Linked DNA regions of Homo sapiens: region 2 is linked to region 1. The links are chromatin contacts, found by Hi-C or POLR2A ChIA-PET in ENCODE. All regions are on one chromosome and are shown on one strand. Each heading gives the region's core, a stretch centred on a gene start or an enhancer-like site at or near the end of the contact. The rest is flanking DNA. Distances are from core to core; before and after follow the strand shown.

What was found. Hi-C counts contacts between places; a loop is a spot of excess contacts on that map. ChIA-PET counts read pairs that join two places held with the same protein, here RNA polymerase II (POLR2A).
Region 2: a map of heart left ventricle shows a loop between it and region 1 (3-fold over the local background). The contact joins two enhancer-like sites. A Hi-C loop is called at or near these places in 1 of 168 maps with a recorded cell type or tissue (heart left ventricle). POLR2A ChIA-PET finds 5 or more read pairs at or near these places in 1 of 52 experiments (MCF 10A).

Annotation. Positions count from the first base shown.
Region 1 is chr22:47,041,631-47,049,302 of GRCh38, reverse strand. The region is part of intron 11 of TBC1D22A (TBC1 domain family member 22A); the gene reads right to left. Among named protein-coding and RNA genes, the nearest start is that of TBC1D22A-AS1, 130 kb to the right of the region's middle. RefSeq lists enhancers at 2,514-3,029, 3,547-4,062. Within about 2 kb of position 4,927, at least 2 of the 41 ENCODE cell types and tissues checked have a DNase peak (open chromatin) inside an H3K27ac peak, as active enhancers do.
Region 2 is chr22:47,098,207-47,105,878 of GRCh38, reverse strand. All of the region lies in intron 11 of TBC1D22A (TBC1 domain family member 22A), which reads right to left. Among named protein-coding and RNA genes, the nearest start is that of TBC1D22A-AS1, 190 kb to the right of the region's middle. Within about 2 kb of position 3,103, at least 2 of the 41 ENCODE cell types and tissues checked have a DNase peak (open chromatin) inside an H3K27ac peak, as active enhancers do.

The DNA.
Region 1 (7,672 bases), core at 3,678-6,177:
CATTAAGTACCAAGAGGTTCGCCCAGGAGCTGGGAGGTTAATATCGGAAAATGTCAATACTGGAACAGTGGCGCAAAGCCGAAGGTTGGCCCAGGAAACCGTCTGAATATCACAAGCCTGGTCATGTAGGGCCTGGAAAGGAAGAGCACAACGTGTACCCGGCAGAGCTGTGAGTGCCACACTGGGGACCCAGGTGGAGCGCCGGCCTCCTCTTCCCGGCCATTAACGAAAGGTCACAGAAAATTGGACTGGAAACCTGGAGAATACTCTCCATGCTGGGGACACAGGAGGCCAAGCTCCTGAAAGCAATTCTCAGGTTAACGTTTCCTTTTTGGATTTCTTCCAGAACACATAAAAATGAAGGTCATTACCACGCTACACCAGACCTTAAAAGAGGAACCTATAAATCCAGGGTGCATGCGGGCAGTCAGGTGTGCCCCAGCATGGGGGCTGCGATGTCCAAAGGGTCCCGTGCAGGGCCCCTCACCCCTACATTGCTCCTGATTACGGTGCGGCAGGTGCCCCACCTCCCCCCAGAGCTGGGCAACAGTAAGTCAGCCTGTCCCCATCCCACCCTGCACAGGAACACAGCAAGCTCCGTTCACTAGGAGAAGCAATGCAGGAGGGGCCTGCACAGGGGACGGCAGAGGAAAGGAGAGAGGGACAGGAGCTGGCGGGAGAGGCCTGGCCTCAGGGAACTGTAAGTGCTTCCCATGGCTCTGTCTGCCCCATGCTCCTCTGGCCCAGTGGCAGCCACTGTGAACATCTGGAAGGCAAGGCTGCTGTGCCCTTCACCCTTTACTCCTTGTCCTCTGCCTGCCAAGGAGGCCTCTGTAACCAGGAACTCTGACCAGAGACTCCTGAGCACCGTCTCGGCAAGTGACGTAGTAACTGGATGTGCTGGGGCCTGACCACCCTGTCCTGGAAGGTGACGCGTCCTCCACCTCCCGACCTCAGGCTGGATGCCACCCTTTCCCTACCTGACAGCAACCATGGGTGACCCTGGGCTTGGGCTGACCCGGTAAGTGCTAAGGGGGTGCTCTGAGGGGAGCCTTACCGCACTGTGAAACCCCAAAACCACACCTCACACATAAGACGGGTCCACACACACCTCTCAGCAGCAGGGCCCAGCCTGGGGCTCCTCTCTCAACTACACCCAGAGAGCTGAGTCCCAGGAACCGCAAATGCAGCAACAGCAGTGGAGCTGGGGCAGCCCGGGGCAGACTGGAAGGCACCTCAGCCTCCATTGGGACCCTGTTCTGGCTTTTTTCTTGTTCCTTTCATTTAAGGAACACCAACTTGCAAAGATGACATCCAGCCACATGGTCTGGGGAAAGACTGAGGGGCTGCCCTTGGCTTCCGGGCTGTCAACTCTAAACTTTGGAGAAGTCCTGTGGGCAGCTCCACAAAGAGATGGGAGCAGAGTCTGCAGCAGAAAACAGGGCACAGCTCGAGCAAAGGCAAGGAGTAGAGGCAGACGGCAGGAGCCTGGAGAATGCACAGCCTCGAGGCCTTGCCAGGGCACCCGACAGGCTCTGAAAGACCCCAGCTCTGAACCCTCCACACAGGATGGGGCAAGCTTCTTCCACCATCAAGGATGAGGTCAACTGAGTGTTCATTCTCAAAGTCCCATCAAACTGCAGGCCTGACCTCTTGGTCACCATCACTGGTGGGGCCAACCTGGGGCAGTAGGCCTCAGCCACTTGCCCAGGGTTGGGGCAGCCGGTGCTTCCCGACAGCCCCAGGACTACTCCTCTCTGGGTCCTCTCCTTTGCTGCTCCGCTCGGGGCTGTCTCCATCTATTTCCAGCAACCAGCTGTGCTGAAGGTTTGGTGCCTTGAAGGCAAGAACTTCTCCTCTGTGCCCCTCTCCTTCAGCGCCCAGCACGCTGCCCTGCACAGGTGATCTACTCAACTCTTTAGGACTATGATTTCAATCACCGGCCACAAAGATACAATTCAATAATTTTCCTAAAAATGTATGATTCGTATTTAATATGCAGCCTTCATTAATAGGCTATGTGTATTCCTTTCTTTCTAATCTTGTCAGAAATCTTCCCAGGCCATGCATTTCTAGCAAGAGGGTAGGGCTGGCCTTGGTATATCACAGAATTGCTACATGCAAGCAGGGAAGGTCCCCGAGCCCTCCTCCGCCACACCCTCGCACTAAGAACAAGCTAAGATCAGGAGAAACACAAATCCTCACAGCAAACGAAACCAAGCCCTCCTCTGGGGCTTCGTCCCACAACAGGCCTAAAGCAGTTAGACAAGTTGCTTAAGGTCACACTGCAGATAAAATATTAATGAATACATCATCTGAAAGCTTACCAAAAATGCCCCAAAGAAAGTACACTCTTTGTGGCCTGGAGTGGGGCAGACCCGCCAGCCTTTCTTACACTCCTGGGGAACAAGCTCCCAGGCTGCCTGCACAGGCCCTGCACCTGGCATACTGCTGTTCCCGCAGCCTTGGTCTGGCATCTGGGGGGATCCAGGGCTCTGGGATAGAGGGGTCCCTGGAGATGATCAACTCAGATGTCAACGGCTCTCTGGCTCCTCTTCAGTTAAAACCTGGACAAGTGCGGGGAGGAGGCTTCAGGGGGCCCAGGCGCCATCACAGCAGCAGCTCTGGCAGAAAGGTATGTTTCGTGTTCAGCCCTATTCTTTCTACCCACAGATCCCAGTCCCACAAAGACCAAGTCCAATGCCCATGCCAGGGCCCAGCTCTCAAATGTGAGTGGCACTGTGTCCCTGGCTTCTCTCCCGTGGCCACACCTTCACAGGGCCAGGTGTGAGCAACCCTCCCCAGCTGGCCTCTACCACACCCTCACTCAAAGGGTGTCCCTGGGCGCTCCCCCAGCACAAATCCCAACCAGTCGCTAAGGGAGGTTCAGGGACTCTGGGGCCCAAAGCATTCCTAGACTGCCAGGGACCCACAGGCCCGTGGCTCTCCTCTAGGGAAGCGACAGGACCTACAGATGCCCCCACGAGGGCAAAGCAGCACATCTCAGAGGGAAGCCTGCACAGTGGGGTGCAGGGACCACTCCACTACCGAGCCGTGACCTGTCAGAAACAGTCCACCGTCCCACTCGGGGGCCCTCCCGGCATCCTGTAAGGTACTTGGACTTGGACACCCTCCTTGTGGGGCAAGGCCTTTGTACCCACACACACAGACACCCACAGGTAGACCACACCTCACATCACCCAGAGGCCCAGGGAGCATCAGCGAGTCCATATGAGGGACCCTGGACCTGTCTCCCCATCACCAGGGCCCACAGCCGGGAACCTCCTTGGCCTAGGTCTTCTCACCTCCACCCAGGGCCATCCCCACTAAGACCTGCTGCTTTCTTCACTAGCCTCCAAAAATCGGATGCTGGGGGTGCTGTGGGGGTGCAGTGCCAGGTGTGGGGAGGACGTGGAGACAAGGCTGCAGCCACCTGAAGGAGCATGGACTCTGGGACCAAAACCAAGCCCCACACCAATCCGTACAGCAGCAGCTTCCTGGGTGAACAGCAGTAACTGGTCCACTCACAGGTTGCTGTGGTTGGAGATCACAGCAGGTACCCCACAGGGTGGGCGGTTTCTTTTTTATTGACTGTTCTGGTTCAAGGCCTAGCACACAGTAGGGCCTCAGTAAGGGACTAGTGAGCAAGAAATGAACACAATGGGAGAAAAGAGTCATCAAAACGCTAACCCGCTAACAACACTGCCCGTTCTGCTGCATGTTTTTACTATTAAAAAAGAACTCTTTAATCTCTCCTTAAGAAATGTCATTACCATTCAATTCAAACTCTGGAGGTGGCTAAGGACTCTTGTCTACTTTGGAGCAAGTACAAGGAAATTTATTCAGACTGGTCACCCACTATCGATTACAACAGTGCCGCCTGACACCTCTGCATGACCGCTTCCGGGAGGGAGCTGGACGTCTGCAGAGTGAGGAGGCCCAGGTTGACTTCTCAGAGAGAAGTCGCATTAATGGGACTTCCAAACCGCGGAGGAGCGCAGCCGTGACCGTGGCTCTGCATCACGTTTTCCCGCAGAGTCCGAGGGACAGTGAACACACAGCCGCGTGTGCAGCCAGGTGCCACGCAGCCACAGTTCACAATCCTCACCACGTAACTTTTCAGAAAGAACAAAGGTCTTATCTATCATAAATGTACGAGTCAGCGCCCAAAACATTATACAAATCACTTTTCTTGCTCCAAGCACAACTCTGCATTTTGTCCACAAAGAGGAGAGACCGCCCCATGTGAAGGGCCATGGAGGCTGACAGGGGTCCCGAGCGCCCACTTGGAGAGTCATTCTTTCCTGGAGGCGCCCAGACCAGACCTCAGGGCCTTCACACGCCTGCCCAAAGGTGCTGGAGCACGCCAGGCCTGCAGGGGGAAGAAACCATCTCCTGTAGAGTTCTCGAGCCCCAATAAAAAGCAACATGATTGATACATGAAGAAAGCAAGCTTAAAGTCGCTAAGGACTTTCCAGACATGTCTTTAAATACAGCATTAAATCCCCAGGACACTGACTTCACTGTCACTCCGAAGGAATAGATACACCCCTCTTCCAGCTCCTCCCTGCAAAGTAGCAGCAGTGAGCCACGTCCTGCTGAATAGTCTCATTTTGAAATCCCTCCCCAGCTGACAGTGATCTATGCCTACTTCCTGTGGGCGGGCAGGCATGGAAAGCTTACGACCTCAAATCTTAATGGGCTCATGAGAAAGTACAATGTACGGAGACCAGCTTCTTCAGCTTCATTAGGTTAACCCGATCATCAGTTTCACTGCACCTGACCCACAGAATCCATGCTGTGGCACCTGGGACATTCAGGAGAGCCCCAAGGGCTGTCGCCTGGCACACGAGGCAGAGCACCCAGCAGGTGCGGTACTTGGAGCACGCTGTCCACCCTCACCCAGGCTTGGCAAGGGCAAGTGGAGACCCGAGGCAGCCTTTCAAAGGAGCTGGGACAGCAGGTCCAAAGGACTCCTGGGGAAAGGCAGGGCTGAGGACACCCAGATGGTGGAGGAAGTGAGTGGCCAGCCAGTAATCGTTTACATCCAGCATAAATCTCTAGCAAAAGGGGCCAGAGGGAGGCTCTCAGGATAGCACGGCACCGGACAGAGGCACAGAGCAGAAGGGTGCAGGGAAGGGCAGGGCCTGAGACAGACACAGCAATCGGCCCCCTACTCTGCCCTGATGGAATGTGGGTGGGCCAAATGCCAGGCAGCACGGCCTCAGCGATGCCCTTCCACCCCAGTGCCCAGCTGCCTGGGCTGCTATGAGGACCCATGGTAAAAGGCGGAGCCCTGCCCTGCTCAGACAGGCTCCTCCCCAGCACCTGCCCCGCTCAGACAGGCTCCTCCCCAGCACCTGCCCCAGATAAAATGCAATGTCTGAGCAAGGCACACAGAGCCTCCCACATGGCCCCACCTGAGTCTGGCAGCCTCGGACCTGCCCTGGCATCCAAATACTCTGGTGCAGCCACACTCAACTGCACCTCACATAGAGCACACTGCGCCCCCCTGCCCTCAGAGCCTTGGAATGCTCTTCCTTGGTGCAACCCACCTCTCACTCATTTCCTGGACACCTGCTCTATGCCCTATGGGAGGACCCTCTTTGCACCCTTCCACCCTCCTGTTCAGCTGCAACTCAGCCCCCAGACCCTGCTCACATGTCTCCCCAGGAAGCCTCCTCCTCCCCTGGAAAGATGAACACACCCCATCTTCCCTACGTCCTCAGCACACCTGGGCACCTGTATCGCACTCTTGCTGACTGCTGGCCACCAGCTGGGCTGCGAAATTGCAGGTGGCAGGGGCTGCTGCCTTAGATAGGGCCCTCACTCGCTCAGTCCCCACAACAGCTTTTCCTGACCATGCTATGTCTCTCACCTGGAGCACTGCAGGTGTGCTGAGCCTCTCCAGCAAGCCCGGGGACAGCCGCATCCTGGCCCTGACCTCGTGCCCGTCGCCCCGGCCCACCTGCTGCTCCCCACACCCTTCGCCTGCTCTGTCCTGGCCCAGGCACTCCAAGCCAGAATCCTCCTACTAGAACCTGGGGCCCCATCATGCAGCACAGATCTCAATTCAGGACCCCCTGCCATGGACACCCTGCCTGAGGGCCGGCTCTTGTGGCCTCCCACCACATGGCCTCATCACCTGAAAGGTGCCTGAGAGATGCTGCTGGTTTGCTGTCAGGATCCCTCTCTGAGAAAAGAGCCCTCGACAGCAGGCCCACCTTTCCCGTTGCTATGCCTGAGGGCTGAGAACAGGGCCCAACCCGGAGCAGGCGCTGATAACTGCACGTGGGCTGAGTGATTCGGGGCCCAAGGTGCCCAGGATCAAGCTCTGTCCTGAGAGATATCAGGGACATCTGCAAAGTGCAGGCCCCACCTCCAGCGACCTTCTGACGCACCCTCCCCAGGGATGGCGAGGCTTGCACTGGCCATGCTGAAGAAAATAAAATGAAGACATTTCACCTAAGATACTGAACAAGGATCAGGTGCCATGATGATGCACCAGCGGCAGCAGAACAGGCTGCTTCTTGATCAAAGCTACCTCTGGGAGATGTGCCTCAAGGCCCGCAGGGGTCTGTGTGGCCCCTCTCAGCAGTGGACAGATGGGGGTCCCATCAGGCAGTTGGCATTCAACATGCTTGGAGGCTCTGGCCCTGACCTCTGCCCCATGCCCCTGGCTGGCACGACTGGTGTCCTGGAATGTGGGGCTGTATCTCAGAAATGGCACTGCCAGACTGCCAGACCCACAGGGTGCAGGAGGAACACAATCAGATAGCTCCTCCCGCATGGAAATCAGAAGGCTGTGATGCTGAGTCCCAATGTCCCCGCATCATCTTCATTCTCATTCATTCATATTCTCTCTCTCTCTCCTCTCTCTTCCTCTCTCTCTCTCTCTCTCATACAGGCTGGCAAGGTAGCAATTCCACAGACCGGGAGCCATGGCGCCCCCACTGCCACAGCGCACTGATGGGGGCTCTGGCCAGGACAGAGATGTGGACTGGCAGTGGCAGCCCTGGCTCCCGGTCTCTGCTCCAGCCATGCACAGCCTGGTAACTGAGAGACTGGAACCCCATTCGCACGGTGCCTCAACAGGGCCCTGGAGCCCAAAGTGCCTCATGGGGGGGGCAGAAATAGAAGCCACTGTGACACAGTATGAAAGGGAAGTGGCCCTGGGCAAGGTGCTTATGCTCCTAGACTCCCAGTTCCATCTTCTATAAAAACTCTCAGAGAACAATGACTGCCTGGCAACAAAGCCCAGAATGTGAACAGCACACAGTGGACAAAACACCGGTGATAAGGGCTGGGGAGACAATCTTGCCTGATGCCTGCTCTGTGCTTGGTGCAGGGCCAGGCACTTGCTATAGGTTAGGGCGGGCAAGCAAACCACAGCTCGCTGGTGCCTCGGTAGGCAAGTCTCACAGGGACACGGCCACGCCCGCTGTCCACGTCTGTGGCTGCTTCTGTGCTTCAACAGCAGAGAAGTTGTGAAAAAGTCCATATGGCCCACAAGCCTGAAAATATTTACTATCTAGCCCTTTACAGAAAACGTCTGCCAATCCTCACTCGAAAAACCTTCCTCAGTCCTAGCAGCAGCCTCTCGAGGCAAGGATCGGAAACTCGGCTCGCCCAGGGATGCACAGCTAAGCACAGAACTAGGGCAGAAACGCCC
Region 2 (7,672 bases), core at 1,854-4,353, 58 kb before region 1:
ACTGCTGATTCTTGCCCCCAGTGGCTTGCTTCCTTGTACTTCAGTGACTTCTCCTGTCATTATGCTCCTTAGAATGTATATCTATTGGAATTCTTTGAGGCTTTTCTTTGGGGAGTGGGGGGGTGGGAAACCTATATTTGCTTCTCTAGAGCCTGAGGGCCTTGTTATCCCAGACTACATTAAACCAAATTTTTAGCTTGCAATTTTTTTAGGTCAAATAAGTAACATGAACGGGGGCTCCCCCAATCCATGTGAATGTAGGATTGTAGTTGGAAATTCTGAGGAAGGGGAGGGTTCTTTCTTTCTCCTTTAACCTGGCCAAGGCTAAGAAAGACAAACACAAACAACTGTTCAGTCCCTGAACAAAACAGTCCCCAGGTTTTGACTCCTGCCAGTGGCTCATTAAAATCAACTGGCAGATACCCCTGGGTAAAGACCAGCTTTGATGTTGCTCCCCTAACTCTCTAGATTTGTATTTTCTCGAGATTTCTGGTCTCTGATAGTCTCACCTTTGTGGTTATGTTTCTTAAAAGCACACCAGCATTATTTGGTGTATTCATACCAAAAACAGGAGGGTCTTTCGGACACCACATTCACCACACCACCGGAAAGAGGAGGCTCTGCCCTATTATTTTTTTTTTAAATCCACTCATTTCAAGAATCTTAAATATGTTGCTACTGTGGCTTTGTAGTATAGGTTTGATGAGCTAGGTTTTTTTTTTATGATATTATTGACGAAAAGAATCAAACTCTGTAAAATATTTAAAGAGATTTATTCTGAGCCAAATATGAGTGACCATGGCCGATGATACAGCCCTCAGGAGGTCCTGAGAGCATGTGCCCAAGGGGGTCAGGGTGCAGCTTGATTTTGTACATTTTAGGGAGTCATGAGACATCAATCAAATACATTTAAGAAATACACTGGTTTGGTCCAGAAAGGGGGGACAAGTGAAAGGTGGCAGCAGCAACGGTCGGGGGGTTGTTCCCAGGCGATAGGTGAATTTATACATGTTCTAGTTGACAACTGGTTGAGTTTGTCTAAAGATCTGGGATAATAGAAAGGAAATGTCCAGGTTAAGATAAAAGACTGTGGAGACCAAGGTTCTTTTGAAGTCTTATAGTGGCTGCTCTTAGAGACAATAGAGAGAAATGTTTCCTATTGAATCTTTTTTTTTTTTTTTTTTGAGACAGAGTCTTTCTCTGTCGCCCAGGCTGGAGTGCAATGGTGTGATCTCAGTTCACTGCAACCTCTGCCTCCTGGGTTCAAGCGATTCTCCTGCCTCAGCCTCTGGGGTAGCTGGGATTACAGGCATGTGCCATCATGCCCAGCTAATTTTTGTATTTTCAGTAGAGATGGGGTTTCGCCATGTTGGTCAGGCTGGTCTTAAACTCCTGACCTCAGGTGATCCACTTGCCTTGCCCTCCCAAAGTGCTGGGATTACAAGTGTGGGCCACCATGCCTGGCCATCTATTGAATCTTTAAAAGGTGCTGGACTCTTAATCTCTTTAGGATTGGGAGGGCCTGGAAGAAAAAAATCTAGCTATGTTAATAGAGATTCTTTTTTGTTTTTGAGACAGAGTCTCACTCTGTCACCCAGGCTGGAGTGCAGTTGCATGATCTCGGCTGACTGCAACCTCCCTGCCTCCTGCATTCAAGCAATTCTCCTGCCTCAGCCTCCCAAGTAGCTGGGACTACAGGCACACACCACCACACCTAGCTAATTTTTTATATTTTTAGCAGAGACAGGGTTGCACCATATTGGCCAGGCTGGTCTCAAACTCCTGACCTCATGATCCGCCTGCCTCTGCCTCCCAAAGTGCTGAGATTACAGGCGTGAGCCACCGTGCCCAGCCAAGATTCTTTACAGACGCAAATTTTCCCCCACAAAGGACAGCTTTGCCATTTCCAAATATGGCAAAAAAAACACGTTTTGGGGTAAAATATTTTGAATTTCTTCTTTGTCATATAATGTTATCCCAAAGTCAGGCTGGAAAGTAAGTCATGATATATACGGTTAATTAAAACCCATCTGATGAGAATTTATGTATGGTTTGTAGGGCCTGACTCTCCAGACCCGTTAAACAGGAATTTGGGCAAGATAAAAAAAAATCAGAGCTTAGTCCTCAATACCCATTAAAACATATACAGCCATTAAAATGTTACATGTTTGTGTTGGAATTAAAATTGACCAAATATTTCAACTGAGTTTAAATGCCACTGCGACTCCTATATCCCATTCTCTGGGCACGTCAGCCCTCTCTGCACTGTAACTAGGATGCCCTTTCTAATTCAGCGGGCTCCTATCATGTCACCATTTTATTTTTAAATACCCACTGCCTTCAGGATCAAGTAGAAATGAGGCAGAGCAGACCGGACATCCGGTCCCTACCCACCCTGCATCTGGTATTCCAACCCTTTGCAGCCTTGGCTGTCTTAGGCATTCTGCTGCCCCACGAGGGAATGCTCCTGGGTTTGTTCCCCTAGATAAACCCATTCATTCTTCAGGATCTTCCCCCTTTCTCCCAGGCAGTGGGCTGTCTCCACCCCTTCTTCCCAGGAGCCCTGGCCATGTCTCCGCGGCACATGCCACACTGTCATGGTCCAGTGTGTCCCCTGTGTCAGCTTTCCCTCTGTGACCCCTTCTTCATTCTAATCCCAGCCCCAAGACTAAGAGTAGGAATGGAAACCGAACGAAATTACACACACACCCCCAAATCCACCACCTTGGGTTACCAGGAGCCTGGGGAAAGGGACAGGCTGGGTGCATGGAAGCTCGGCACTGAGAATGTACCTAGAGCAACGTACCTCTTTCTGGGGTGAGGGTGAGGGTTTGGGAGAGGGGGGAAGAAATGTGTGTCTTTCCTTTTAAATACCTTAGGTGACCTGAACAAACAAAAACCTTCAGGTATGTGAGGCCCTGAGGGAACCAGCCCTGAGTAGCACGTGATTGGTAATTAGCATTGCAAATACTGAGAAGGAAAGGTCTCCAGGAGTACTCTGGGAAGTTCCAGAATGATGGGTTCTCCAAGGAATCCTGTTTACACTCTGAATTTGCTTAACAGCCTTTTATTTAACCAGGGAGTGCAAAGGTCAGCCCCCAGCCAGCCCTCCTACCCAATCCTACTCTGAATTAGTAAGGCTGGACTGTAAATTCTGCCGCTCACAAGATGTCTCCAACCAGGGAGCAGAACTTAGGAGAGGGCATGCTTTCCCAGAAACACAGCACTGGGGGAAAACAGAGCTTTACGGCATCACTTAAGTGGATTATTTGTCTTGGATGACTTGGTAAATTATCTTAAAACTAATTTAATAAATAAAAAACTCATATCATCTATGGAAAATGGGCTTCTGCTTTAATGAGGCATAATCCAGACAATAAATATCACCCAGCACTCAGTGGGAAAACAGGGAGGCGTGAGCAGTGGCCACAGGCCAGCCCTGGGCACCTGGCCTTGGCCAGAGCCCACTCAGGACCGGGGGCTCCATCCCCTTCAGTGAGAGGCACACGCCTGGGGTGGGTCAAGCAGGAGGAGGCTGTGGCGTGGAGAAGCCCCCGGGGCTGTGGGATGAGCACTGGCTGACTCACAGGGAGGTGCGTAGCGCAAGGCCACTTCTGGCATCCCCCACCTCCATGCCACCAGGCCTGTCCTGAAAATCAAGATCTCCCCGTTCTCCAGGCTCCGGGCTACTTTGGGGAGGTAAAGGAAGGCGCCAGAGACTGAGAAAGGATCCTCAGCGATGAACCTTCAGCAGATACTCAGGACTGTTCTGCAGCAACGGCAAGTGGGGGTTGGGGGACGGAAACGGTTTCCTCCCCCTACCCTGAAACAAAGGTCTTGAGCTGGTCACCTGCGAAACCGTAAGCTCTCCCTTCTTCTCCCAGCAGAAAGCCAAAAAGACTAGATGAGGAAATACCATCATTGTGTGGAATATTCTGGATTGGGAGTGGAGTGCTCAGCTACCCTGCACCAGGTAAATTCTGGACGTCACTGGAGCAAGGGCAGCTGTCTGCCATGTGCCATGTGCAATGGGTACGATGTAGTGGGCGGATCCTAACAGTCAGAGGCTCCCCATCTCCCGTCAAGGAAGATGAAGCCCCCAGTTCCCCTCAAGGCATATGAGGCCCCATCCACCTAACTCGGTGCCCCCACTGTCCTGTGACCCCTTCACATTGGCCTCCAGTGCTGGGCCTGTTCCTGCTGGCGCCGGTCTGTTACAGCCCTAGCACTTGAGAAAAACCCCAACACACAATCAAACCCTGGAACCCACTGGCCTTGGAAACCAAGCATGTCCCGTCTGAGTACCGAGGATGCTGGGGAAACTGCTCCTTTCCTCCTGGGGCCTTGGCCGCCTCGCCCCACAGGCATGGCTGAGGCAGCTGGTCGCTGCATTGGGAAACTCCCACAGGTCTCGGACCCGGCCAAGGTCTAGAGAGACGGAGAAGCTGGAAGGACATACCTAGCCCGACCAGGGCAGTGACAGGCTCTAGAGGCCGGCCCAGCATCCAGCACTCCTGGTGAAACAATGCCCCAAGCCTGTCCCTGCTTCTTCTCTGGTTTGGGGGGCAGGGGGACACTTCCAGTCTTCCTCACACTGCCAGTCTGCAGAGGAAACACTCAGGTGTCATTTAACGAGCGAGTCAGGAATATTTTAGGATTCCCTCGAATGATGAATATGGTTCTGATTAATACAACAAAAGAACACTTTGACAATTTTTATTTCAGATCACTTCAATATTCCCCTCTCTTAATCGCTAATGAAAGAAACAGCAGCTTTGACTGATGACTCAACAATAAGTCTGCTGGGGCCACACTGAAGCACAATACCCAAGGGCTCCCGGGAGTGCCATGCAAATCGGGCACGTTTCCACACTTTGCAATGGAAGAGAAATATGGTTCTTTTAAGCAGATCCTGGCAAGCTCACAGAAGCCCAAAGCTCATTCAGCCGAGGCTCTAACTGCCTAACCAGAGACCAAGCGATCCCTCTGAGGCGAGCTGTTGGTAGACAGGACTCTGCTTTGAAGACGGCAGCCTACTGCGGGAAGGGGAGGAGGGGCCCACCTCACCCCTTGTATGAGTCCGTTTTCACGTGGCTGATAAAGACATACCTGAGACTGGGCAATTTACAAAAGAAAGAGGTTTAATCGGATTTACAGTTCCACATGGCTGGGGAGCCCTTACAATCATGGCGGAAGGAAAAGAGGAGCAAGTCACGTCTTACGTGGATGGTGGCAGGCCAAAAAAGGAGAGAGCGTGTGCAGAGGAGCACCTCTTTTTAAAACCATCGGATCTCAGGAGACTTATTCACCATCATGAGAACAGCATGGGAAAGACCTGCCCCCATGATTCTATTACCTCCCACAACATGTGGGAGTTCAAGATGAGATTTGGGTGGGGACACAGCCAAACCATATCACCCGTCCCCCGAGGCCTCACCCCTGTGCCCCAGGGCTTCATCCCTGCTCTCCAGGCCTTGCCCCTGCACCCCACAGCCTTACTCCTGTGCTCTCAGGCCTTACCCCTACTCTCCAGGCTTACCCCTGTGCCCAAAGGCCTCATTCCTATTCCCCATGCCTCACCCCTGCACTCCACAGCCTCACTCTTGTGCCCTGAGGCCTCACCCTTGCACTCCACAGCCTCATTCCTGTGCCCTGACACCTCACCCCTGTGCCCTGACGCCTCACCCCTGCATGGCACTGTGTGAAGTACTAAGAACAAGCCAGGACCGGCCTGCAGCTGCAGGGATGGGCCAGGCAGCACCCTGGAAGCCACCCAGCTGGGTTTCAGCCCCCTAGAGTTTTCATTGCAAACACTGCCTTTGACCTGCAATCTTGGCTCTGTCTGTCAGCATCTACCCACTCTCAGGCCTGCAGCCCAGTCCACACAGCCCCAGGCCGCCCCACCTCGTTTCTCTGGTGCTCGAGGCCCTCACTGTTTGGGGCCCGTGTCAAACACCAGGGCTGGAAGGGCTCTGAAGGTCAGCACGTTGCACCTCTCTCTATAGACGAGAAAACAGTGGAGAGCTGGAGTGGCTGTGTGAGGCACCCTGGAGGGTGGTGTGGAACACAGAATGGGCCATGTGAGACCTGGCAGAGCCACCCTGATGTCTTCTAACTTTAGAAAGCAGGGACGAGGCCAGGTGCGGTAGCTCACGCCTGTAATCTCAGCACTTTGGGAGGCTGAGGCAGGTGGACCACCTGAGGTCAGGAGTTCAAGACCAGCCTGGCCAACACAGAGAAACCCCATCTCTACTAAAAATACAAAATTAGCTGGGTGTGGTGGCACATGCCTGTAGTCCCAGCTACTCGGGAGGCTGAGGCAGGAGAATTGCTTGAACCCGGGAGGCAGAGGCTGCAGTGAGCTGAGATCGCGCCATTGCACTCCAGCCTGGGCAACAAGAGCGAAACTCCGTTTCAAAAAAAAAAAACAACAAAAGAAAAAAGAAAGAAAGCAGGGACGAGGCTGCTCACTGTCTTTGCCCCTGCTCATGCCTTCCGGTAGGCCAAACCATTCTTGACCGCCCCTAAACCCAACTCTCCCTGGCTCCTCCAACCCCAGCCTCTCATGCCTTCCTGAAAACCCTCCAAGCTCCCTCCCAGGCTTCTTATCTGGTAATGTGAATAGACAGCGCCTCAGCCAGGCCCTTCCCTCTGTGTATGCCCTTTTCCTCCCAGCTGCCATCTAAGGCTCTGAAGAGCAGGGTCTGCACTTCCACACGGTGACACCCAGCACAGCACAGGGTAAGCGCTCAGGACTCCTGGCTTTCTGAGGGTGGAACTTTCACCTCTGCAGCAGCCTTGGCATTGGGACCCCTGTGTCAGGGTCTGAGTAAAGAGGGGTTTTCCCTGGATTAGCCCCACTGGCTAGGATGGGAAATTCATCTTCAGGAGCCCCCGCAGTCAGGGTTTGGGGCTACTGTGTGCAAGCTCGCTGAGTCAACAACAGCACCTGACTGCCCCCTACGCCTGCAGGCTCTCCAGAGACCCTGGCTCCTGTCCTCACAGGAGGTCCCAGTCGGAGCTCAGAGCACAGCTGTTTGCCAGAGACACTGTGCGACTAATGGCTGCATGACTCCCTGGTGTCCCCGTCTCAGCCCAGCGAGGGCAGGACTGTCAGCAAAGTTAACGGGCAACAGGGAGGAACCTCCAGACCCCAAGCCACCCATGATGCGAGTCATCTGACCTGTCCCCAGGGCAGCCTAACACATGGAGTCGGGGGGATGCCTCACCTGGCCCTTCCCCAGGGCAGCCTGGTGCATGGAGTCGGGGAGATGCCTCACCTGGCCCTTCCCCAGGGCAACCTGGTACATGGAGTCGGGGGGATGCCTTGCCTGGCCCTTCCCCAGGGCAGCCTGGTGCATGGGGTTGGGGAGCATGGCTTCTGCTGTGCAGTACACAGGGAAGAGTGTCCAGTTCCTGTGGTGCGGCCCCACAATGCACAGGCCACCTGGGGGTGGCAGCATCAGGGTGTCAGAACAGCCATAAGTGAGGTCAGGGCTGTGTTTGGACACGCCCCATGCTGCCCCATCACCCCTGTGAAAAACAAGTCCATGAGAAGAATCTCCTCTTAAAACGCTCACCCTGGGAAAAGGGTAGGACTCTGGGGACAGGGGGTTCTGGAGGTCAAGGAGAAATACTCTTCTTAGAGCCAACACCATCTTTAAAAATAACA